3 separate regions of the Homo sapiens genome follow, and regions 1 and 2 are each linked to region 3. The links are chromatin loops, found by intact Hi-C in ENCODE. Cell type or tissue: endothelial cell of umbilical vein. All regions are shown on one strand.

Evidence for each region. Peaks named below come from ENCODE experiments on the same cell type or tissue, not always from the same donor. Only the 100,000 strongest peaks of a DNase experiment are listed, where the experiment ranks them.
Region 1: a loop joins it to region 3, with 9 times the contacts of the local background. A loop is called at or near these places in 20 of 110 quality-filtered maps.
Region 2: it touches region 3 in a loop (6-fold over the local background); 2 of 110 quality-filtered maps call a loop at or near these places.

The regions. Positions count from the first base shown.
Region 1 is chr21:28,634,007-28,642,006 of GRCh38, forward strand. It overlaps a transcript of HEMK2 not described here. Among named protein-coding and RNA genes, the nearest start is that of LINC00161, 99 kb to the left of the region's middle. In endothelial cell of umbilical vein, no CTCF peak of the experiment used is centred here; DNase peaks (open chromatin) are centred at 15 and 3,145; H3K27ac peaks cover 4,167 bases.
Region 2 is chr21:28,106,491-28,114,490 of GRCh38, forward strand. All of the region lies in intron 2 of LINC01697 (long intergenic non-protein coding RNA 1697), which reads left to right. Among named protein-coding and RNA genes, the nearest start is that of LINC01697, 62 kb to the left of the region's middle. In endothelial cell of umbilical vein, no CTCF peak of the experiment used is centred here; DNase peaks (open chromatin) are centred at 51 and 4,991; H3K27ac peaks cover 313 bases.
Region 3 is chr21:28,518,995-28,526,994 of GRCh38, forward strand. No RefSeq gene overlaps it. Among named protein-coding and RNA genes, the nearest start is that of LINC00161, 16 kb to the right of the region's middle. In endothelial cell of umbilical vein, a CTCF peak has its summit at 3,172 (motif pointing left); DNase peaks (open chromatin) are centred at 3,167, 3,637 and 4,667; H3K27ac peaks cover 2,419 bases.

The DNA of each region.
Region 1 (8,000 bases), 120 kb after region 3:
CCTGTTTAATTGTTCAGCGTTTCATGTTCGGGAACTCCTTTCCAATGACTGACTGCCCGTGGCGTCACTGCCATTCTGAATCATGCAAATGAGAATGTCATATCCTCTGACTCAAGAAGCTTTATCTCATTAAAAATTATTTTGAGAACTCCAAGCAGAGAGTTGGTCTTTGCTTAGATCTGACTTCCCAAATACATCACTTTTCCTTTTCTCACGGGGATCCAGCTGATTTGGAAGGAGACTGGGAAGTGTGCAAGGGGGGAATCCTATGGAACTGAGCTTGGGAAGCAGGTATTTGCTGGCAGGGATGCTCTCCTCCTTTGCTGAGAGGCTGTGGTCCACAGCCCTTGCCAAATCTGTCGCAGTAGCTAACAGTACATTTCCATGTATGTACTATTTTCTCCCAATTTTCCCCAAGGAAAGGGCGAGTCAGGATATGCACGCATAGCACAGGACAAAAATAGCCTTGTTTAAGTAGATAAGTAGCTATTAAGTGAAGTTCCTTGACTTTGTCTATTCTGAGCACCAGTATTTGCACTAGTCAGGCAGCATCCCCCTAGGTCAACTACCTGTGTATTCTTGTACTCTCTACTGAAAGACAGTATGCACAGGGCTTATGAAAACAGACATTAGAAATAGGATTTGAGTCCTTGGGGTAGTTGTGTGACTTACTGGTTATATGAACTTAGACAATTTACCGAACCTCTCTGAGCTTAAATTTGCTCATTTATAAAATGGGGTAATACAAGTTTGTAACTTATAGACGTATTATAAGGATAAAATTAATTAATATACTGCATATAAAGTTTCTAGCTCAGTGACTGACACATATTACGTGCTATGTGATGCATATGTTAAGTGCTTGTGAAGGTTAGCTGTTACTATTACACCAGGTATTCTTGAACATTTCTTTAACTCAGAGTTAAAGCCAGGAAAGACATGTGTTACATTTAGTTTAAAGGATAAAAAACAATATAGCATAGACTTGGGAGTCTGGTAGTTTATCACGCAGGTAAATGCTATAGCAGTTAAAAGTCAGCAAAGTTCAAAATTAACTCTGAATGATCTATGATCTATGTGTTTAATGTCCTCATCTTTTTTTTTTTTTTTCTTTAGATGGAGTTTCGCTCTTTCTCCCAGGCTGGCATGCAGTAGTGCCATCTCGGCTCACTGCAACCTCCACCTTCCGGTTTCAAGTGATTCTCCTGCCTGAGCCTCCCAAGCTAGCTGGCATTACGGGTGCCTGCCACCACACCCAGCTAATTTTTGTATTTTTTAGTAAAGACAGGGTTTCACCATGTTGGCCAGGCTGGTCTCCACCTCCTGACCTCGTGATCTGCCCACCTCGGACTCCCAAAGTGCTGGGATTACAGGTATCCTCATCTATTAAGTAATAATCAAGTCTTCCTCATGAGATTTTAATGGCACTTAAATCAAAGGAAGTAAAACATCAAGCCCACAAGGATTAAGTGTACAATTAATGTTAGTCATCATTACCACTAAAAATTAACATGAGCTTAAATATATACAAACTATAGAATATAGGCAGCAGGCTCCATTCATTTAAAAACTACTGATACTACACTACTGTGTACCAAGCATGGTTCTACACATCTTATTTAAAAATAACTCATTTATTTAATCCTCATAATAGCTCCAGGAGGTAGGTACTATATCACCTAGCCCTATTTTAAATATGAGGAAACAGTGGCCACTCCATTACTAAGTTGCAGACTCATGATTCACTCCCAGGCTCCCAAGACAATGCTCTTTCAGTGCTGTCTAATAGAACTTTCTACAATAATGGAACTGATTTGTCTGTGCTGCCCAGTATGCTAGGCCCTGGGCACGTGTAGTAATTGAGCCCTTAAAATGTGGTAAATATGCTTGAGGAATAGAATATTTTATTTCATCTCATTTTAATTAATTTAAATTTAAATAGCCACAGGTGGCTGGTGGCTATTGGACAACACATGCATAGACCACCCCGTTGCATTGCTTTATTAAAGGGCCAGTTCCACTGAAGAAACTAGTAGAGACCCTTATCCACACTGTGCTTGTTCCACACTTGCCTACAGTGGTTGTAGTTCCTTCATTCGGGACCTTTATTACTATCTTCTTTAAAAATAAGTTGCCTTTTTTGGTACATTGAGTATCTTCAGTACAAGGAAATTTTGCCTTCAAAATACCCCACTAATAATGGTTCATCCTGTAACTTTTTATCCCTTTTGCCTACTTGTTGTACTTGCTTGATGCCAGACACTATTCTCTAGCCACAGGTTACATGCAGCTTTCCGCACATGGCCACCCCATGTTCTCCAGTTAGGACACGGGTTCTATTTTGCCCTCTTTTGTAGAGCTAGCAACTGCTTTATTGTTGTCTGAGCTGAAAATGGAGCCTTGATGGACAAAAACAGACATCTTATCACTTTTTAACGTAAAACCATCAAACTTGGCTTTCCGTTGATCCACCAAATTATGCTTTTACTTTTGCCTCCATTTCATAAAATTAACTACCCTAAGCATGCCTGTCTAATTGCAAATTTCCATTCCCTCATGTCCAACCTCTGCCTCCCACTGCACCACTGTAATTTGCCAAGTGAAACCTGCCCAAGTTCAGAGAGACTCAGGCAAACAAAACTCACGAAAAGGAGTACTTTTTTGTCCGGAGTTAAATCAATATTGCAATGAAGAAAATAATCTCCTTAGAATGACAGTACATGCATCTTGCTTCCCATTCCCATTTTATGTAATTATCTGTGCTGTGATGCTCGATCCAAACAAGTGCTGTCTCATTTGTAATCAGGGCAGAGAGTACGACTCCATCACTTTTACCCGAGTCCCTCATACAGCATTGCTTGTGATCAGAATTTTCAAAACTGCATTTCCAAAATCACAACTGGGATCATTTTTGCTTAGAAGCCACGTGACAGAAGCCTCACAGACAAACCTGAAATCTTAAACAAGCTTTAAAAGTATGACATAATGATTATCCGATAATGTCTAAAAGCAAGTGGCACATTCAGGTAGTTCAGTTTGATTTGCTGTGCTCAGAGTCGACTGGGTAGTTCATGTGCAAATCTTCTGCTAAGTCATTTCCTCTCTTTGTTTTCAGACTGGATTTCCAAGCAAAATATTCATATCTTTTTCTGTACATAGACTGACTCAGCCTTGCCACAATTTTGTGGGCAGAAAGGGTATGTGTGTTATGTACTTATCTTATTCATCATTGTATGATATTAGGGTGGTGATTCTGAGATATGTTAATTTTTCTTGTTTTCATTGGATTCTTTTCTTTCCAACCTTCATTCCTATTGATGTGTTCATAGGTTATCATTTGTGTGATTTTTGAGACACAATGAATCAAAGGGATTAAAAGATCACTTGGATACACAATTTTTTCATTGATATAACAGTGGGCACTTGCCTCTGCATGTAACAGAAATTAAAAAAAAAAAAAATGGAAGAATCCCCATGTGTTGCTCTCAACAGAGCTGAGAATCGCATTACCAGAGGCATGACTGGCGTAGACCTCTCATGCCACACAAATGCCTCACTTCTCCACCTGGGGTTAGCAAAAAACTTTCAGTCAACACTTGCATTCATGGCTCATAAATGTTGAGACTTGAGCAGCCTTCTTGCTAGGTGGGTTTCTATGCGGGGGTAGGAGTTTACTCTGAAATTAATTGTAGAATTTCTCTAGGAAGCCAAGCTAGCTGAATTCATTTATTCTGAGTTCAGAATTATGAAAAAGTGAGACCAGTTTTAAGTTTTACATTTTGAAGAATTTTAATATAAGCATGATAGTTTACAACTGCTGTGAGTGAGAAAAAAAATTCTCTGTGTTCTTGCTTCTAATTTGATTTGAATCCATAAAGTATATCTCAATCAGAAAGCAACTTGTTGTAAAGGAGAAAAATAGAATTTATAGACATGAAAATAAATAGATGAAAATCATGGGTGGTTATTTGATCTTTAGAAGGTACAAAGTAGCCACAAATTATGGGTACCATTTTCTTCCACATTTTAGTTTTACATTCCTGAAACTTGGGGTATGCATTTATTCAATAGTCATTCACCCTGCTAAGCAGAGGGAACACAACGAAAACAAGATACAAATCTTGCCCTCAAGAAGCTCACAATCTACTTAGAGGGTATTAACATAAATATTTTAAAAGAAAGTCCTTAAGTGTAGGGGTAGGAATATGAATGGAGTATTAGAAAAGCATAAGCAAAGGCATCTAACCCATCAGGCTTTCTGGAGGAGGTGGGATCTGGTCTGCAATTTGAAGGTTATGTAGAGGGTCACTATGTGAAAGGAGGTATAGGAAGAGCAAAGGAACTGGAAGGAGGAGCACGGTGCACAGGCAAATTAAGTGTTTCCACATTGCCAGAGAGAAAACCATGAGGTACAGATTAATAAGAGCTAAGCCTGGAGAGGCCAGCAAGATCCTGATCTTCAGGGTCTTACTTATAGCATGTGGTGGAAAGCATTCTGCCGTTTTAAGCAAAGGAGAGGACATGTCTGATTTTGTTTTTAGTGGCGTATGAGTTGGTTTGTGCTGCAAAAGAAACAACTGCCTCAAAACCTAGAGGTTTAAAAGAATGAATAGTTAGCTCATGATCCTGAGGGCAGTTCTTCCGAGCAGCCCAGCTCAGCTCATTCTACCTGGCCCTCTCCTGTGTCTGCAGTCAGCTGGCAAATTGTCTGGCAGCTAGATGATCCAGGCTGGCCTCACGTACATGGTGATTGGGGGCTGTCTGCCGGAGCTCCTTGGTTTTCCACCACATGGCCTCATATGCACCAGCACGCTAGCTTGAGCTCACTCACATGGTCTCAGGATTCTAGGACAAGCAAGAGTGAAATCTGCCAGGCTATTTGAGGCCCAAGCTCACAATGTGGACAACGTCATCACCACCACATTCCATTTCTTAAAGCCAGTCACAAGGCCAGTCTAGATTCAAGAGAGGTGTAGTGGAGAGGAATGGCTCGCTTTTATGGGAGAAACTGTAGGTTTTACCAAACTGCTACAGAGAAGGACAACCAAAGACAAGAAAGCCAGTTAGGAGATGCTGTGTACTGTAGCCTAAAAATGAGATAATGGGCCTAATCTAAAGAAGCGATAGCAATGGAGAAAAGGAAACCAAGTTAAGAAACCTTCATGGATAAAATGGTAGAATTTCATGATTGACTAGATCAAGATGAGAAAGAAGAAATCTCTAGTTTGACCAAAAGAAAGATAGAAACTAAATATTTGTGTGCCTTATGTGTTTATTGAATTATCTTAACAACATACCAATGGCCAATCCTTATGCAAGTACCAGGTGTGCATCAAGAAAAGTAGAGAAGAATGTGGATCAATTTTATTTAGCACATATTAATTTAACACCCCCAGTTCTAGTGCCAACTAACGACCCTACCTTCAAGGAATTAATACTTCAAGAAACAAGGTACACAGGAAATCAGGTAATAATAGAAAATAGTAACTGATCAAATGATAAAATATATAGTAAAGATAGAAAGTGATACAGAACACAGAAGGAAATTCCAGAAGAGTCAGGGAAGTCTTCATGGAGCAGGTGGGACCTAAATAAGGTGGATTTTATAACCAAAAAGTCTCATAAATATTAGCATTATATTAATTTATCCGAGTATCATCTATATGACTAGTATACATACTTTTAATGTCTTTTCCACATTCCATTGCTAAGAGAATTGAAATAAATAGTTATTCAAATCATGTTCAATATTCTGTGGTTCAGACGAGGAACCCTGATTAAGAAAATCTGGTTTACACATTATTTCTTGGGATTCAGATTCTAGTTGTTAAAAATCTGTCAAAACTTGTGCCAGTAATGAGCCAATCATCCAGTACAAAGGCATGCTAGGAGCAAAGCCAGATTGAACCAAGAGAAGGTATTAGGAAACCAGCAGGGATCTGAGGGGGTGGAGGAGGTTGGAGGGAGAGAAAGAAAGGCTGAGTTGTAATCCTGGAGACAAGGTCCTATTAGCAAAGAGGCCTAGGGAACATTCACTCCAATTTAGAAGAGAAAACAAAGTCCAGAGGAAACCCACAGTCTCTGGCACATGGAAAATAACAATTTTTAAATGAATCTACAGATAGATAGAAGAATGCAAACCAGGGAATGGGGAGGGAAGATATCAAGCTGTCATTCTGAGAGTTCCGAACAGTGTGGAATTAGAAAATGAAGAGTAGCAGACGCAAGTAGGAAGCACTTTCTACCAACCTCCCATGATGACCAGTGCTCTGGGGAGATGGAGACACAATGGAGAGCCAAGATCTTTAGGCTCATGATGGCTCAGGAAGAGGGGTCACCATCTAAGAGTCCTTCAAAAGTGCTTGGAGCTCTTGTGCGAGGGCACAGGATGGACACGAATATTTCTAAATTTTCTCGTATCCAGCAAGGAAGCTGTTTACGTAATAATTCATTGAGTTTGGGGAAGAGTTGAGTCAACATGCAGATCCTAGAAACAATCAGAATGGTACTACAGCGGAATCAGGGGCAACCACAAACCAACAGAAACATTCTCACCCTAAATCAAATTAAGGTATCTCTGAAATCCCTGCATCTGCAGAAATCTAGCTATCTGGAAAGTTTCCTCTGACAACTACTACTACCACTGAGTACTTCTTGGAGTCCCTAGTGGATGTCTGATCTAGGCTTCAAAACAAATCCAATCCTCTAGGACTTGGCTGATTGATCCAATGTTTCTTTCTCATCTGCCCAGCTGCCTTCTGGTTTATGTGATCTGCCATCCTCCAACACCCTGCCTTTTGTTCTAGGTGCATCCACTTCTAATTAACATTTCACCTTCTGTCTAACTCTGGTCTGCCCTGCAGGAGATCATGGCTGCTATGAAGAACAATCACAGTGCTAAGTATGTATGATGTTAGGTGAAGACACCCTTTGACACTCTCAGAAGGAAATTAAAGGAATATTCTACCCTACCGCGCATATTGGGCTTTTAGTAAAAATTGTTGTAAAAATTTACTGTTAAGAAAAACTGACTAGTGCCTCTTTGTTATTGTCTTTTTCTTTCTATTCCTTTTTTCATGCTTTTTTCATCTGTCATTTTTCTTTTGCTGCTGTAAACTCACAAAGGAATAAAAAAATCCTTGTTTCCTCACTTTCACCACAGATAGAAGGTACCAGCAATTGTGTTTTTAAAAGTCTAAACTCTCCTTCAACTACAACTCCAGGGGAAAGTACAGTTTTCATATTTCGGATCCATAAAGATAGAAGAAGTCAGGAAGAGTAATGGAAGGTGATGTTTTGAACTGAAGAGAAGTGCCCCAATACCTAGGGTGGCTTCTTTGAGTTAAAAGAAGGCAGTGGTGACAATGAACTTGCAGTGTGCCCCCCTCCTACCCACAGACAAGGGCTGCAGAACCTCTAAAAAATGGGCTATATAATGGCTTAAGGCCTGACCACCTGGAAGTCTTCTTATCCTGAGCCCAGAGCCACCCATTTCCTAACAGAACAGATAACCCTAAACAATGAGCATCTCAAAAGAGACAATGATGGATAGAAGGTCAAAGGATTTACCCCAATCTTCTGGATTGGAAAAGCTCCTTGGTTGTTGTAAAGACTGGACACCCAGCAAAACATAACTAAGTTTAAATATTCTACAAACCCTAATGAACAGGAACTGAGAGATTTATTTCACTTAGAAAAATATAGTGGTTTTTGCACACATAAGTGAAGCACAGAGATACAAATTATACAATTTCTTCAGTTTTTATTATCAAGTCTCTCTCTCTCAGCTAGAACTGGACCAGGGATGGATCCAAAAACAAACAGAAAGCCATATTCAGAGCAGCCACTTCCCTCACACAACCACTGCTTGGCTGTCAGGCCAAGCTTATCTTTCTGGATCTCTGTCCCTGAGGATAAATTCTCTCCCACAAGATTCAACAATGTCTACTGCAAATAGGCCTCTGGTCTATCTGCCACATCAGTTAGCCAAATGTACAGAT
Region 2 (8,000 bases), 410 kb before region 3:
TATTCTATTTCGGAGTCACTCAGTTTCCTGAGTCTATAGATTAGTTTTTCACCAAATTTGGGAAGTTTTCAGTCATTATTTCCTCAAGTAATTGTTAAGCCCCATATCCTTTTTCCTCTCATTCTAGGACTGCAGTGACACAAACATTAACTATGTCATTATTGCTCCAGAAGTCTTTGAGGCTCAGTTTTTTTTTTTCTTATCTGTTTTCTCTCGTTGTTTAGATTGGGTAATCTCTACTAATCTACCTTAAATCTTACTGATCCTTTCCTCTGTCATTTCCATTTTGTGATTTTGTCCATATGCTGAGATTGCTATTTGGAATATTTTTACAGTACCTTGTTTAACATTCTTGCTCAATAATTTTAACATTTGTATCATCTTAGTGTTATAGTCTATTGATTGTCGTTTCTTACTTGATTTGAGATTCTCCTAGTCCTTAGTATGTCAAGTGACTTTGGACTATAATTTGGACACTACATGTATTATGACGTAAGACTAAAGTTATTACTTCGATCTTTTACTTAAGTGGGTATTCCACCTGTTTAGTTTCAAAATACATGTCCTAGCTCACTTTTGTTAGCTATTGTTCAAATTTCAATTTGGTTTCTAAATCCCCTGGAGTCCAGTATCCCCCAGTCACAGTTGTATGTGACTCAGGTGACAGGACTCTGCCCCACAATCTTCTCATCATGGACTGGGGAGACAGAGGAAAATTACTTCACTGCCACAGAGGATGGTGGAATTCAGAGTTCCAGGCACATGTCCATAGGGAAATGGCACTTACACATTAAAACTGGTCAGAAATGAATGGCAGAGTGACACCCACAGGCTTCAGTAGATAGCGGTGCCTCCTGATACTGGGATGGGGTGGAGAACAGGCTTACGCCCCATATCTCTGCAGGGATGGTGAGACTGCCTGAATACCATGGAAGAGGGAGATGGAAGTCTGAGCTGTGCACATAAGCTCCACTGGGGAGAGGTACAACCCAGTTACTGCAGAAGAAGGGAGAAAGTCAGAGGGGTCATAGTCTCTACGGGGAAGGAAGGCCATCTCATTCCTGCAGAAGGTGGGTAGATGTGAGTTCCACCCACAACCTCCATGGTGGGGGGATGCTACCTCCTTACTCCAGGAAGAGGGTGGAAGACAGGGTTCTATCCCCAGTCCCACAGTTATAGCACTCATTGAGGTGGAGATAGAACACATTTTTTTTCATAGTATTCCTCTTGAAGAAAGATAAGTATGGTTAAAATATTTCTGCTATGCTGGGTTACCCTTTTTCCTGGTACTTTCACTAGAGACAGATGATACAGAAGAGAAAGGGTGGGAGGGGGGGAGAGATATAGACCACAAAGAAAAATAGAAAGGTGAATAATTCCTGATAATATTAGATGAGGTTATTTATTAAGACCTACTTTACACATTTACTACAAGGTATAATTGACAAAAGGTAAAGATCATTTGTAATGAGAAACTTTCTGCCGCTTGTATAATACAGTGTCTGTACTTTCACCAATAGCTTCTCTATTTAACATTATGTGGTTCTAAATAATCTTTCAAAACACATACTAACCTGTTTCTCTGTAATATCATCTCACAGACAGATTTAAGGATAAGTTAAGTGTTTTAAAAATCTATTTATATTAAATTATATAAGAATGGAGGCAGGAAGACAGAGCTTGGAACATTATCTACAATTAGTGTCTTATATTGCCATGGTCAGAATGTTTGTGTCCTCCCCCAAATGTATATGTTGAAACCTAATTCCTAAATTTGATGGGGTTTAGGGAAGTGATTTGGTTATAAAGGTAGCAACTGTCATGAATGGAATTAGTGCCTTTATATGGGGCTGAAGATACCAGAGTTCTTCCCTTCTACTCTGTCAGGAGATAGCAACAAGCTGGCTATCTGCAACCCAGAAGAAGGCCTTCACCAAAACTCAACCATGCTGGCATTCTAATCTAGAACTTCCAGCCTCCAGAGCTGTGACAAATAAATTTCTATTATTTATAGGTCATCCAGTCTATGGCATTTTGTTATAACAGTCCAAACTGACTAAAACAACCACAAAGGCAGAAAATGCTAGTTTTCTACTAAATGGTCATAAAGAATTGAATAAGTGATCAAAAAAACATGAGACAGCTGTCTGTAAATTTCTGTACCCCCTTCCTCCATCGTAATAAAAATTTTTAGCTCTACATACAGATACAGGAAATAAAAAATACTTTCCAAATTTGCACCTGGGCATAGCCAAGCAACTAACACTTGCATTAGGATGTGGGTAATGGGTATGCATCTGCATTCCGGGAGATGCCCTTTGATAAGGTGTGCCATCCTTTTTTTCTCTTCCTCTTCTCACTTGTTCATATTGAACACTGAAGGGGCAGTATAGCATCTTGGGAAGCAGCAGAGTTACCATATAGACAAGTAGAGAAAACTTTTGACTTTGCAGAGTGGGGCTGTGTTGACTGCTTGACATTTTACAAAAGAGAAAAAATGAACTTCTATCATGTTAATTCTACTCACATTTGGGATTGTCTCGTGCTTAAACTCATAGCCGAACTAATACAGAAAGGAAGAGAGCATGAAGAAGTATAACATTTCTTACAGCTTCAGCCCAGTCTATCCATATGAGCAGCTGATAAGTCTATTGAATCATTTCATACCAAGTCACAGAAAAAAAAAAAGTGTTTTTCAATTGTTGTGTGGCAGTGGGGAGAGGTGGTAAGGGGGATATGTCACACTTCATTTGTTTTACAAGTATTTAAGAAATATGTCCACATATTTGATCCAATAGTGTATTTGAAGGAGAGTTAAATAATCAATATTTGAAATCCATCATTTCTTCTTGAGCATCTTATGTAATTCTAATAGTTTGCAAAATTGCTAAATATGAGTGAACTGATACAAAGGATTATCTTTTCTTAAACTAGATAAGTGATGATCCTAAGATGATCAATGTATGTCAGCATGGCTATTTCAAGGAAATTGTTTATGTTGATAAAAAGCTCAGACCTAAACCCAGCTTGAAGTCTTAAGTATTATTGAGATAATAAATGAAGAAATTCATCATTTAATGCATTTCATAACAAATAAAGGAAACTATTTTGCTTAATGGGTCTACTAAGTAAAATCCCACAGAAAGCTACATAGGACCTTGACATGTGATATCTGTTTATGGTAAAAAGAATGTAATAAATTAAAATCTGATGTGACTATATTCATGCTTTTTATACATTTATGAAATAAACTATAGTAAAAACCTAAATTTAAAAACCGTATTTCTAAAGTTAGATTTTTTAGTATTAAGTGTTGTCATGATATAATAAAGCTTCAATCAGTTTGATTTTTAAGTAGGTGTGAAAATTTAATATTATAAATTCATATCGGAATGAATTATTTATCCCCAGGGGGATCACACTCACATTGAAAAAAGAAGTTTTACTGTAATGTGGAATTACTTACTATTTTCTTCCGAATATGTTATAACCGTATTTGGCATGTTTCAAAGTTATATTTAATAAAGAAAATGCATGTTTCTATATATGCTGCTATGAATACAAAGTGCCTCAAAACTTACTGGCTTAAGACATCTCTATTTCCTAATGTTCCAATGTGTCAGGAACATAAGAAGGAATCAGCTGGACAGCTGTGCCCTGTAGTGTTAGCACCATTCACTCTCTCTCTTCACTTCACTGGAAGGTAGAAAAAGTTCACTCACATGTCTGGAGCCCATGTACTCCTTCATGTGTTCTCTTCCTCACCATCTGGGAAAATTGGGCTTCCTCACAAAATGGTGGTCACCTGGATCTCTTACATGACATCTGGCTTCCAAAAGGGAGTGTACCAACATAGGTGACACAAGAAGCTGCAAGCATCTTTAGGCCCAACCTTGAGAGGTACACAACGTCACTTCTGACCATTATATTGGTCAAAGTCAGTCTTCAGGCCTGTCCACATTCAAGGGGAATAGAAACCCCTTATTTCAATGAAAAGTGGCAAATAATTTGTGGCCATCTTTAGTCCATTATGCTATTTAGACCATATTTCTGATATGAAGTTAAACATATAAAGAAGCTACTACCTATATTTATAAATTAGAAAATGGAGAAGAAAAAGAACTTTCATTATAAAATTGTCTTGCCAATTTCTAGGCTCCTTTAAAAATATTGTCTATGAATAATATGAAAGTTTCAGAAAGCTGCTATTAGAATTTGAAGAGAATGCTGTAAGTATATGGTTTAAATAGTATCTTCCTACCAAAATGTCTTAAAAAGTGACGAGAGTAAGGAAGTTTATTGAACTAAGAAAAAGAAAAGCCTTAAAATAGATTGGCCAGTTTCTTCATTCATGCGATTATTTTTTCATTTATTCATTCATCCAACAAATATTTCTTGATATCCCATTGTGAGCCCAGGGATTTTGTTAGGCAAGGAGGCTGTAACAATGAAAAGAAAAATATTGTTTTGTTTTCTTAACTGTGCTTACAACTTAATGTTACAAATTACTCTAATGCATGAGATTATTCAGCTGAAGTTTTGATAATGTAAAACAACAAAATTCTTCGTATAATCTGTAAATGAATTGTATGTGAAAATCATTATATAAAACAATGAAATACAAATTCCTGGATGCATTTAGTTATTCAATCAAATAAGCATAATTTAAGATTTTGTTATATCCCTAGTGCATCCTAAATCTTCAGGCCAATGCGTAAACCATGTTTTCACAAAAACAGATGCCTCCCAGCACACAGGACAGCTACAGCTGCTCTGTAGCTCCACGTGGGACCGTCTTCTCTTTGCTTACCAGCCCATCCCCAGTTCCAAGAAAACATGAGCTTCTTAAAACAAAGTTGAAAATCTAGCGGCTTTCGAGTCAGCTGGCAGTGTTTCTGCATTTTTAAAGCAGGCTTGGATATCGGGGGCAGCTTAGTGTTCACTCTGTAACTGACCTCTCTGAGCCAAGTTCAGCGTGGTGTGAGTTATCAAACCTGACAGCCTTTTGGCAAGCCTTTGAAGGCTCTCAGGCCAGACTCCCTTCCAAGCTCAGCTGGGATCAATTAGGATAAATAATAGTTCCTGCAATTGTTAGTTTCTACCATGCTTTTTAAAAGTATTTAGTGTGCAATAATGCAATTTATGGCTTACCGGTACCACACTATCCATTCAAAACAAAATAAGATCAAATCGAAAGGTTAAAATGTCCTGAGAGTTGCAGAACGATACGCTGAGGAAAAAGTACCAGAGAGGCCAATATTTTGACCATTCTTTTCTCTCCACATTTATCTAAAACATAAGTAAACATAAATACAAAACTATAAGATTTCTTCAAAATCTGGATTCTCACCCCAACAGCAATATTTTGACAGTCTGGTTAAAACATAAACCATAAATACACACACATACACACACACACATACACAATCAAGGACTTTTAACTGCCCTCAGCAACCAAAGAGATCTGCTAGTAAACAATGCGGATTTTTACTTCTAGGGCAAAAAAATGAATTTAAGCTCAAGCTACTGGTGAATAGCAAACGGAAGGTACTCTATAGAAGCTAACAGAACAATAGCAAATGATAATTTTCTATAGCAAGAGTAATGCCATATTCAATAATGCTAATGTTCTGGCTTCATGTGAAACAAGTTTTGCTTTTACTGGGTGTTTCTCTTCATGTGGCCCAGGGCAAGGTATTGCAACTATTTCATGCTGAACTTTAAAACTCAACGGTTTGCGGCCGGGAGTGGTGGCTCACGCCTGTAATCTCAACACTTTGGGAGGCCGAGGAGGGCGGAATACGAGGTCAGGAGATTGAGACCTTCCTGGCTAACATGGTGAAACCCCGTCTCTACTAAAAATAAAAAAAAATTAGCTGGGCGTGGTGGCGGGTGCCTGTAGTTCCAGCTACTCGGGAGGCTGAGGCAGGAGAATGGCATGAACCCGGGAGGCAGAGCTTGCATCTCGCCACTGCACTCCAGCCTGGGCGACAGACCGAGACTCCGTCTCAAAAAAAAAAAAAAAAAAAAAACCAAAAAACACGCAACTGTTTCCAAGAGGTTTCTTTTTTGACCTCAGTTCTTCAGTTGCTACTGGAGTCATGAAACTCTCATGTCACTTCTTTAATGTAGGTTTGACTTCGGTCTGTCATAAAATGTTACTTCTTGTTTAAAACAATGTAAGTTAAAATGTTACTCTACATTTGCCTCGCGTTTTCTGCTTCACTTGGAGTCTTCTATTTTGGCCTCACATGCTTAAATTTTTTACAAGCAAGATTTATTGTTAATAGGAATGTCTGGGTTTTTGTTTCCTTTTTCATTCGGAGATAAAAAGTTATTTGAAGTCCTATTATAGAAAACTTTTACATAAGTCACAAGAATTAAGAATTTTTTTCCAGGTAGATTTTCCCATTAAATGAATATCTCTGTTAATTTAGAATGATAGTCAAAAATGGTATGAATACTGTGGATAAAATAATTTAATAATGTTTACATCCAAAGAGTCCCTTGAATGCAATTGATCGTTGGCTCCTAAAGTCAGCTAGAGTACTCTTTCAGTAATGTCCCTGGTAACTGCTAAGGATACAGTAATGCTTAGATATGCATCTTTGCTCTTCCAAAGCTAACTACTATGCCTAGATGACTTATGTGCTCCTCCAGCTCAACCTCTAAATTTACACAGTTGTTGGAACTGCGATTGAATGCCAAAACACAGTCCATTTTGTAGAGCGTATTTTAAAATGAGCACAATATATCATTTGGTTAAGTAATGCATAGAGTATTTCACTGTTCTTCAATATAAAGACTCCGAATATGGGGTGTGTGTGTTTGTGTGTGCACACATGTGCTTGTGCGTGTACACACTATTAAATGACTCTGAAGAACACGGTGTAACATATGTTCAAATTATCTTACAGATCTTTTTTTATTGCTGACTTGTAATTGAAAGCTAATGAAAAATATACTACCAAATTTAGGGTAGCAAAAATATTTAATTCTGCTTAACTTAACAAATATTTATAGCCTTAATATTTTCACAGTTTGAAATATGGGAGACACGAAAGATAGAAGGCTTAGTTTCTAGTCATAAGGGAATTTAGAATTCTCATGAAAATTTTCCATAGAAAAATAATAAAGAAGTAGCATTAAAAGATGGCTAATAATCCAAAGTGAGTGCTCACAAATAGCAGTTACCGTAGCAGGAAGAAGGAAGGGCTGATTATGGATTGACATATTTATGGAAGATCTCAATCACAAATGGATAATTGCCTCTAAATAATATAGACATGACTTTAGTGACAACATATTGTAGCATATTTTACTCCTGCAAATGATATTCATCAATTATGTTATCTTGTTTATCTATACAATTTTTCTTATATTTATTTCAATAGAAATCAATTATGCCCTGAGGATAAGAATCTTTGATGACTCACTATGTCTACTTTGCACAGATTTTCTAAAGGCAAACACCAATAGAAACCACTCTATAGTTCAAGGCTAGGTCCAGAGTTTTGGGTTAGAAGTGTTTGCTTGTATTTTTGTCAGTTTGTTTTGCTTTTTACATAAATAACATTATTTTTAAATTAGGCATATTTTTCTTTATTTTTTTCTATTAATGTAACTTCAATATTTTTAATTCATTCTTCAGTTTTTCTTCTATTTTTTATTTGGGGCTTAGTATATAACTTTCAAATTTACATGTTTATATAAATGCAATTAATTTAATATTCTTTAAAAATCTTTCTTCTAGTGTTTCAGCATTATCATTTTACTATTTAATGCTAATATATAAAACAAAATTAATAAAATTGTAAATCTATGATGTTACATCTTCTGCAATTTACTTTAAAATAGTTCAAAGTAAGCAGCGGCATGTGTATAGGTAGAAAAGTTAATTGCAATCTACAACCTAGAGCTTTTAGATCACACTTCAAAGATGTTATCTGAAATCCACATTCTATAATTAGCTAACAAAAGCACATAAAATATTACTAACT
Region 3 (8,000 bases):
CAGCCACCATAGAAAACAGTTCAGAGTCTCCACATAGAATTACCACATGATCCAGCAATTCCATGACTAGACATAGACCCCAAAGAATTAAAACAGAGGCTCAAACAGACCAATGTTTGTAGCAGTATTATTCACAATAGCCAGTTAGAAACCCAAGTATCTATCAACAGACGAATGAATAAACAACACGCGGTATACACATAAAATGAAGTATTATCTAGCCACGTACAAGAATGAAATCCTGATGCATGTTACAATATAGATAACTTTGAAAGCATTATGCTAAATGAGATGGCAGACACAATATTGTATAACTTCATTCATATGAGGTACCTAGAATGGTGAAATTCACAAAGACAGAAAGTAGAATGGAGGTTACCACAGGCTGAAGTGGGGGGAATGGGGATTTATTGTTTAATGCGTACAGAATTTCAGTTGTGATCATGAAAAAGCTCCGGAAATAGAGACCAGTGATTATCACACACCATGGTAAATGTACATATTGTCACTGAATTATACATTTAAACATGGTTAAAATGGTAAGTTTTATGTTATATGCATTTCACTACAGTAAAAAATAAACTATGATAAGATATAAATAATTTTTTTAAAAAACTCTAGGCCCCTACAAAACATATTGTCTGGGTTCCAGATTATTTTCATTTCCTTATCAATTTAATATCTCAGAAATTAAAATCAAAGTTCTAAAAATATCCCCAATCTTTATTGACATTTGAGTGCCCAAAGGCAATGGTAAATCCAATTTATAGTAGAACTGATTTGAAGAATATTATGAACAAATGAGAAATGTGAGAACATTTAACTGTCTCAGAATCATTGAATTTTAGAGTTAGAGAGAACTTCAGATATCTTGTTCAATGTTTTCCAAAATGTATTTCACTGACCACTCATCCCACAATATATTCCATCATAAAAGGGTTCTATGCCAAGTCATCATAAAGAGACTACACTTTATTTTTTTATTATTTATTTATTTTTTTGAAACAGGGTCTTACTCTGTTGCCCAGGCTGGAGTGCAGTGGCCCCATCATGGCTCACTGCAGCCTTGACCTCCCTGGGCTCAGGTGATTCTCCTGCCTCAGCCTCCCAAGTAGCTGGGACCACAGGCATGCGCCACCATACCCAGCTAATTTCTGGGCCTGGGTTGGCTTCTCTCTAGCTATTTGACTTTAGGTGAATCACCCCAACCTTCTGATTTCCAGTTTTCTCATTAGCAAAATGAATGGGTTGAATTAGATCAATGTTTCCTCCAAAAGGACCTGTGATTAAATGAGTTTGGGGGGAAAGGAGGTAAAAATAAGCAGTGGTCTATACTGCGTTGATTCTGAAACCATTTCCACAGAGTCATCCACCACAGATTTACCCAGTATATTTGGAGAGAGGGGGGTTTGTCACGTTGCCCAGACTGGTCTCAAACTCCTGGGCTCAAGCTATTTGCCCTCCTGTAGACATCAGCAAATCAGCCCTGTGCATTTTAAATAAACCAGACCTGTTTTGCATGCCAGTGATTCTCAAATTGTAAAGAACACAGTAATCACCTGGGGGTCTTGCAGAAGTGCAGATTCTGATTAAGAAGGTCTGGGTGGAATCCAGGAATTAGCATTTTTAACAAGCTCTCAGGGCTGCTGCCGCTGTTGGTCCTGGATCATATATTCTGAGACAAGGCTAGAGAAGGCACTGCAACCTCGGACAGCACAGGGGTGAGAGTGTGCAGGTAGGTAGGGCCATACCAGTTGTGAAAATATTGACATACTTCCATGCTGACTGATAAGTAACCACTGAAGGAGCATCCAGACTCCCCAGGATCCAGAAACAAATACCAGATTCCACTTGGGGGTGATATGGTTTGGCTGTGTCCCCACCCAAATCTCACCTTGAACTGTAATAATCCCCATGTGTGAAGGGTGGGGCCAGGTGGAGATAATTGAATCATGGGGGTGGTTTCCCCCATACTCTTCTCGTGGTAGTGAATAAGTCTCATGAGATCTGATGATTTTATAAGTGGGAGTTCCACTACACAAGCCCTTCTTCTTGCTACCATGTAAGACATGACTTTCCTCCTCCTTCACTTCTGCCATGATTGTGAGGCCTTCCCGGTCATGTAGAACTGTGAGAATTAAACCTCTTTCCTTTATAAATTACCCAGTCTTGGGTGTGTCTTTATCAGCAGCATGAGAACAGACTAGTAGAGGGGGTCTCAGAGCCACTTCAGAGTTGCAGCCAGCATTCATTCTGATTGGTCAATGACAGGCTGAACAGTTGTTTACTGTTTAAAGTAGGTTACCCTGGAAAAGGTCTTACCAGACAGGCAGCTCCCAGTAAATCTGTGGTGGATGACTCTGTGGAAATGGTTTCAGAATCAATGCAGTATAGACCCCTGCTTATCTTTACCTCCTTTTCCCCCAGACTCATTTAATCACAGGTCCTTTTGGAGGAAACATTGATCTAATTCAACCCATTCATTTTGCTAATGAGAAAACTGGAAATCAGAAGGTTGGGGTGATTCACCTAAAGTCATATAGCTAGAGAGAAGCCAACACAGGCCCAGAAATCTGTTCTTCTCACTCTCACAGTCATGCCCAATTGAGTTTTCCTAATATATAAGATGGTTTAGTTCAGCAATTGTAGAAGAGGGATAACCTATAAAGCTTATATTGCAAACCAGGTAAACTATCTGAATTAGCATTACTTTAAAGAAGAATCTCTATTTCTTTAACTCCAAACCCTCAGCTACGAAATATATTTTTATCAGGGTTATAGAGGTATTATGTGAAAATTCTACTGTATCTAAAATCTTCAGGTCATGCTGTCCAAAACCCCTCACCAGAGATGCAGAATTGAGCTAAAGTGACTTGCTTAATGTCACCAGCACAATGGCTATTTAGTGACAAATCCAAGACCAGTACCCAGATCTCTTTACTCTCATTGTGGAGCTTGTTTCTGCAAACCGCAACTGGATTCACTTTAGTTTTCTAAAGGAAGTATCTGAATGAATGACTGTTTAGCACAGCCCAAGCTGCTGTGTAACTAGGTCACTGAATACAAGTTTACTTTTCTTAAGAACAAGGTGTGAACAACCACCATCTGAGCATGAATGAGACCTGCAATGGTGTACTATAGGCTTGAGGAAACTGCCCTCTGCTGGGATGCAGTGATGCTGCCTTTCACCATACCTTTAAAAGAAGGACTGAACTATTAAATATTCCCCGAGGTTCAATGAGGAATAAAGGAGGCACGCAGAGATATTGGTACACGGAAGCAAAACGTTTTGCCATATGCCTTCTTAGAAAATTATTTTCCAGCTGCAGTCAAATTCCCTTTAACAACTGCATCTGCATTTGTAACCCCTACGCAGCATCCCGGCTGCTCCACGATGGCCTTGGGGGATATCTGTTACAGGGCTGGATGCCCTCTTATGAGAAATCTGGGAGTTGTATGCCCTGATTCTCACCCACCTCAAACCAAGAGGACACAGTGGTTACCGTTGTGTGTTACCAGATAAGGTTACAGAAGGGATCAGAGAGGTGTCTGTGATTCAGTTCAAGGCCAAGGTAATTGCTACAACTTCAGCACTGAAGCGTTTTACAAAGGAAATAGCACCATCAGGTTGCAACACTGGTTTTCCTGTTCAATCTTAAAAAGGAACTGCCCTCAATAAATCATCTTCCTAATGGAAATGACAGAATTATTCTCCCAGGAGGACAATACAAACCACACATCCCTCTTAATAGGAAGGAAACACAGAGCCACAGCTGCCTGGGAGGATCCAAGGCTTCCAAGGGATTTGTTTCCCCTTTGTCCCTCTGAGGTCACTTTTTACAAATTTTCTAAGTCATTGTTTACATGTAAACATAGACCCCCATCTCCTCAAATATGTTGTCTGTTTCATTTTTTTCTAAAAACTATGTCTATGGTTAATGTAAGGGAAAAAAATCATCATATATCTAAAGCAAAAAGTAAAGTTGTAAATCAGAGTAAGGTATGTTTTTGTTAATAATGCCAATAAAATTAAATGCAAAAAAACAGAGTGGTAGCTTTTGGAGAAGACTGTGTGATTATCTCTCCTTCTGCGTTTGTCTTATTTTTAAATATTGTATATTTTTATAATTGGATTATAAAATTCTTGTTATTTAAAATCATTTATTCGATCATGTATAATCTACCACAAGGGTTTGATGCATACCAATATCACTAGCAACTTTTAAAAGTGGAGCAGAAATATATAGATCATATAATGGGATTTTAAAACCAGAACTAATAATTCACTTTCACGTTCTCTATCAATTGCATTACGTTTATTAAGAATTAGTAATAAACTTTGCATATGGCATTTGGCAAAGAAACTTCAATTCATTTCTTTAAAAATGAATTTGTTAGAACTCCAGGTTTCTTTTCCAATCAAAACTTTAGGAAATGCCACTCCCAAACCAACTGAACAGCCAGGCTTTTGGTTTCTGAGAAATTCTTGCCCAGGTCACCAGAGAATGAAAGGTCAACTTTGAGGAAGTTTCTGGAACAAGGAAGAATATCAGTGAAATTGGCTGGAATTTTTTGAGCGGTGAAAAAAAAAATCCCTTGACTATTAAGTAAGCTATATGTGAGTAAGGTCACCGTTTTATCAAATTCATCCTGGGCATTTGGTCAGATCCTTTGAAACTTTTTCCCATGGTTAACATTCTATTTTGTTGCATTTTTGGCATGATGACTAAGAGATTTGGGGCACTGGCCCAAAAATCATAATTTTTTTTTGTTGTTGTTGTTATAACAAATTAATAAATTAGAGGAAATAGGTGTTCTTTTTTTTTTTTTGGAAATTCACAATGAATAGCCTACTTTGGGGAGAAAAACATCACAATTTGTTACATGTTCTTTTTGCATTCTTAATTTTTATTTTTTCTGCCATGATAAATCTTATGGAGCTCTTAAACAGAAGCGTTTTCCAAATACGGTTCTTAAGACCCTACAGTTTTCTCCCGCTTCCATCTAAAGATCTGCATGAAGCCAAAGTTTCTTTATATGTTTCATCCAAAATAACATGTTGTAATAGACTGAATGCAGAAGCAGATAAAAGAAATTGTCTTCTATTAAGCCAGACATAAAAGATTTTCAAAAATGTGAAACAATGACGTTTTCTCACTTTCCTTGTTTCAAAAAATAGTTACTTTTCACAGAAATATGTCATTTATGGAAATAAATTTAGTATTTTTCATTAATTGCTTTTGTCCATTACTATTATTTGTAATGTATTAGTAAATACATATTTTTTATTTTCTCAATATTAATTTCAAATACAGTAAATAGCAACAGAAAGAACCAACCGAAATAGAAACTCTTTGGGATCCTCAAATTTCTAACAATGTAAGAAGGTCCTAAGATCAAAAAGTATGAGAATTTCTAAGATAGAGAAGCCCCTTCCTTTTTAAGTTTCATGTACACGTTTCTGGCGGGAATAGAGCCTGTACTATATCTCTGCACAACTCTCAGAGATACTTCTTTGAACCTTTGAGATTTTAAATAGACTATTAGGGTTGACCACCCTGCTCTCAAACAATGTGTAAGGGTATTTACAATCTGTAACCCTGCTATAAGTCATAAATAAAATGGAGCTAGTGAAGAGAACTTTTTATCTGGGGTAATCAATAGGTGCTGAATTTAAGAAGACAGCAGCATTGTCCTCAGGCATAAAAGGCAAATAAAAACAAACGCACACATCCCATCATGCAGGAGTTTAAACACCACGTATAAGTATATTTCCATATCTTAATTGATGAATTTATGATCTATTCTGTACAGATATTCTGATTTATACTAAATATAAGCCAGTTTAGCCCCCCCGAAGCAGCTCAATACATGCCTAATTTTGTATCACACGCTGTAGAACCAAACTCCTTCTTTCTATTAAACTACTACTACAGGCTTCATTTATGTTGTTATCCTTGCCTAAAAAAATGCCCCCTATTCTTTCCTTTACTTTCAAAGCTCAAGCTAAGTTGTACCTTCCTCTACCAAGATTTCCTTGATAAAATTCAATGAAATAAACTGTTTGCAAACATGGCCCTAATTCTCTACATCTCCCTGTATCCATACCCTTTCCAGGTGGCTTTAAAATTTCTCTCATCGAAAAGTAGAGTCTGTTTTCCTATTCTTTGAAACTTAGCCTACCTTGTGATTCACTTTGTCCAGTAAAATGTAATGCAAGTAACAGCATACTAGTTTTAAGCAAAGACCTCTCTCTCTTGCTCCTTTGTCTTCCTCACAAGAACGAGATCACAAGAGCAGTTGGAAGATGACAGACCACATGGAGCAGAGCCTTATCATCCAGGTTGAGGCCATTCTAGAACAGCAAACTCCAGCTGGCCTACCATTTGACTGAAGATGTGTGAATCAGCCAAACCAAGAGCATATATTTCTGGCCTAGGTGAAAATAACCAACTAGCCAAACTATAAACTTGTGAGAAATAATAAATAATTTTTGTTTTAAACCACTAAGTTTTTGAATGGTTTGCTATGCAGCATTATTTTAGCAATAGATAACTGATTTGCTAATCCTCTAATTTCCCCAGAGAATGAACCATATATCTGCAATGAGTCCTAGACATTTTTCCTTCATTATATACTGTCTTAGGCTGTGAATTGGTGTTTCTGAACTACTTGAGAGACTATAGTACACCTTAGCTTTCCTGTTTTTGGCTCAATAGATATCTAATTGGTACATGGAGCAATTGGGAAACTTAAATTTCTAGACATAGAAGGATTCTTCAAAATTACTAATTTCTTACCTGACATACATTTTCCCCTGAAATTACAATTTTAAGGAAATTTGTCTTTTAAGGAACGAATTTATCTTTCTTTTGCTTATTTTTCCTCCAAGACTCAATCTCCATGAGTTCCAAGACTCAATGAGTATGCAGAATTTATAACCACACAACTACAGCTTGATCTGCCAGAAGAAAACATTTTCAATTTAATCGCTTTCTCATTTCTATCACTGAAATTCTAGAGCTCTGTAATCTACTGTCTCCATCATTTTTGTTATTAATATTATTTTGGAAACTGTTCAAAAAGAAAGCGAGTCACTTTGCCTGAAAGGCAATTGGCTCCTGCTCCAGGGTGGCCTCAAGATGCTACCTCTCAAGAACACTCTGTTCATTCCCTGAAAACTTGTGCCATGAGCAGCCAATGACAAAGATGCAAAGCTTGTCCTCCAGAACCTCACATTTCTTTTTCTGTCTGCCTTTACGCCTTTCTGGTCACTTATCTCCCCAACATCCTAAAAAATTCAATGCCTTAAGCCTTTTTCTGAATAACAGAAGTCCCACAATGTGAAAACTATTCTCCCTTCAAAATGCTCCATGACCGAAAGGTGATTTGCCTTCTTCCCTGAGTCCTTACCAAAGTCATGATCCTTACCAAAGTGTCATTTATCTCACCTCGGTGTCTGGTAGAAGAATTTTATTAGAATTATTCATGTGAATAAGTGGTAGCTTAATAAACTAACTAGAACAATCATTTGCATAAAGAGGATGATTGTTAATAAAATTATAGCAGTGGTAATAAACTATTTGTGGAAGGATCTGCTACCTGTTCACCAAATATCATTGTCTACTCTTCTTCCTGGGCACATTATTTCTCACCCAGGGTTACTCAGAAATTGCACGTTGAAGAATTTCCATTTACCAGGTTTCCTGAATTACTGCATGAGGAGGGACTGCTTTTCTAACCTGTTAACTGTTACGTGAACAACAGAGAAACTTTAGTTTTGTTTAAATTATAAAAATATTGGGGTTTATGGAAGCTAGAGTTACCCTGAATAATTCACTATACTTTATTCATAATGTGATTTATCCTTTTAAAGAAACTTTTTATTCATTTATTCACAAGCAAATTTCACCAAAATTTTTCTATAAAAGGCCAGCTAGTAAATATTTTAGATATTGTAAGTCATATAGTCTCCGTTGTCACCACTCCACTCTGTCATT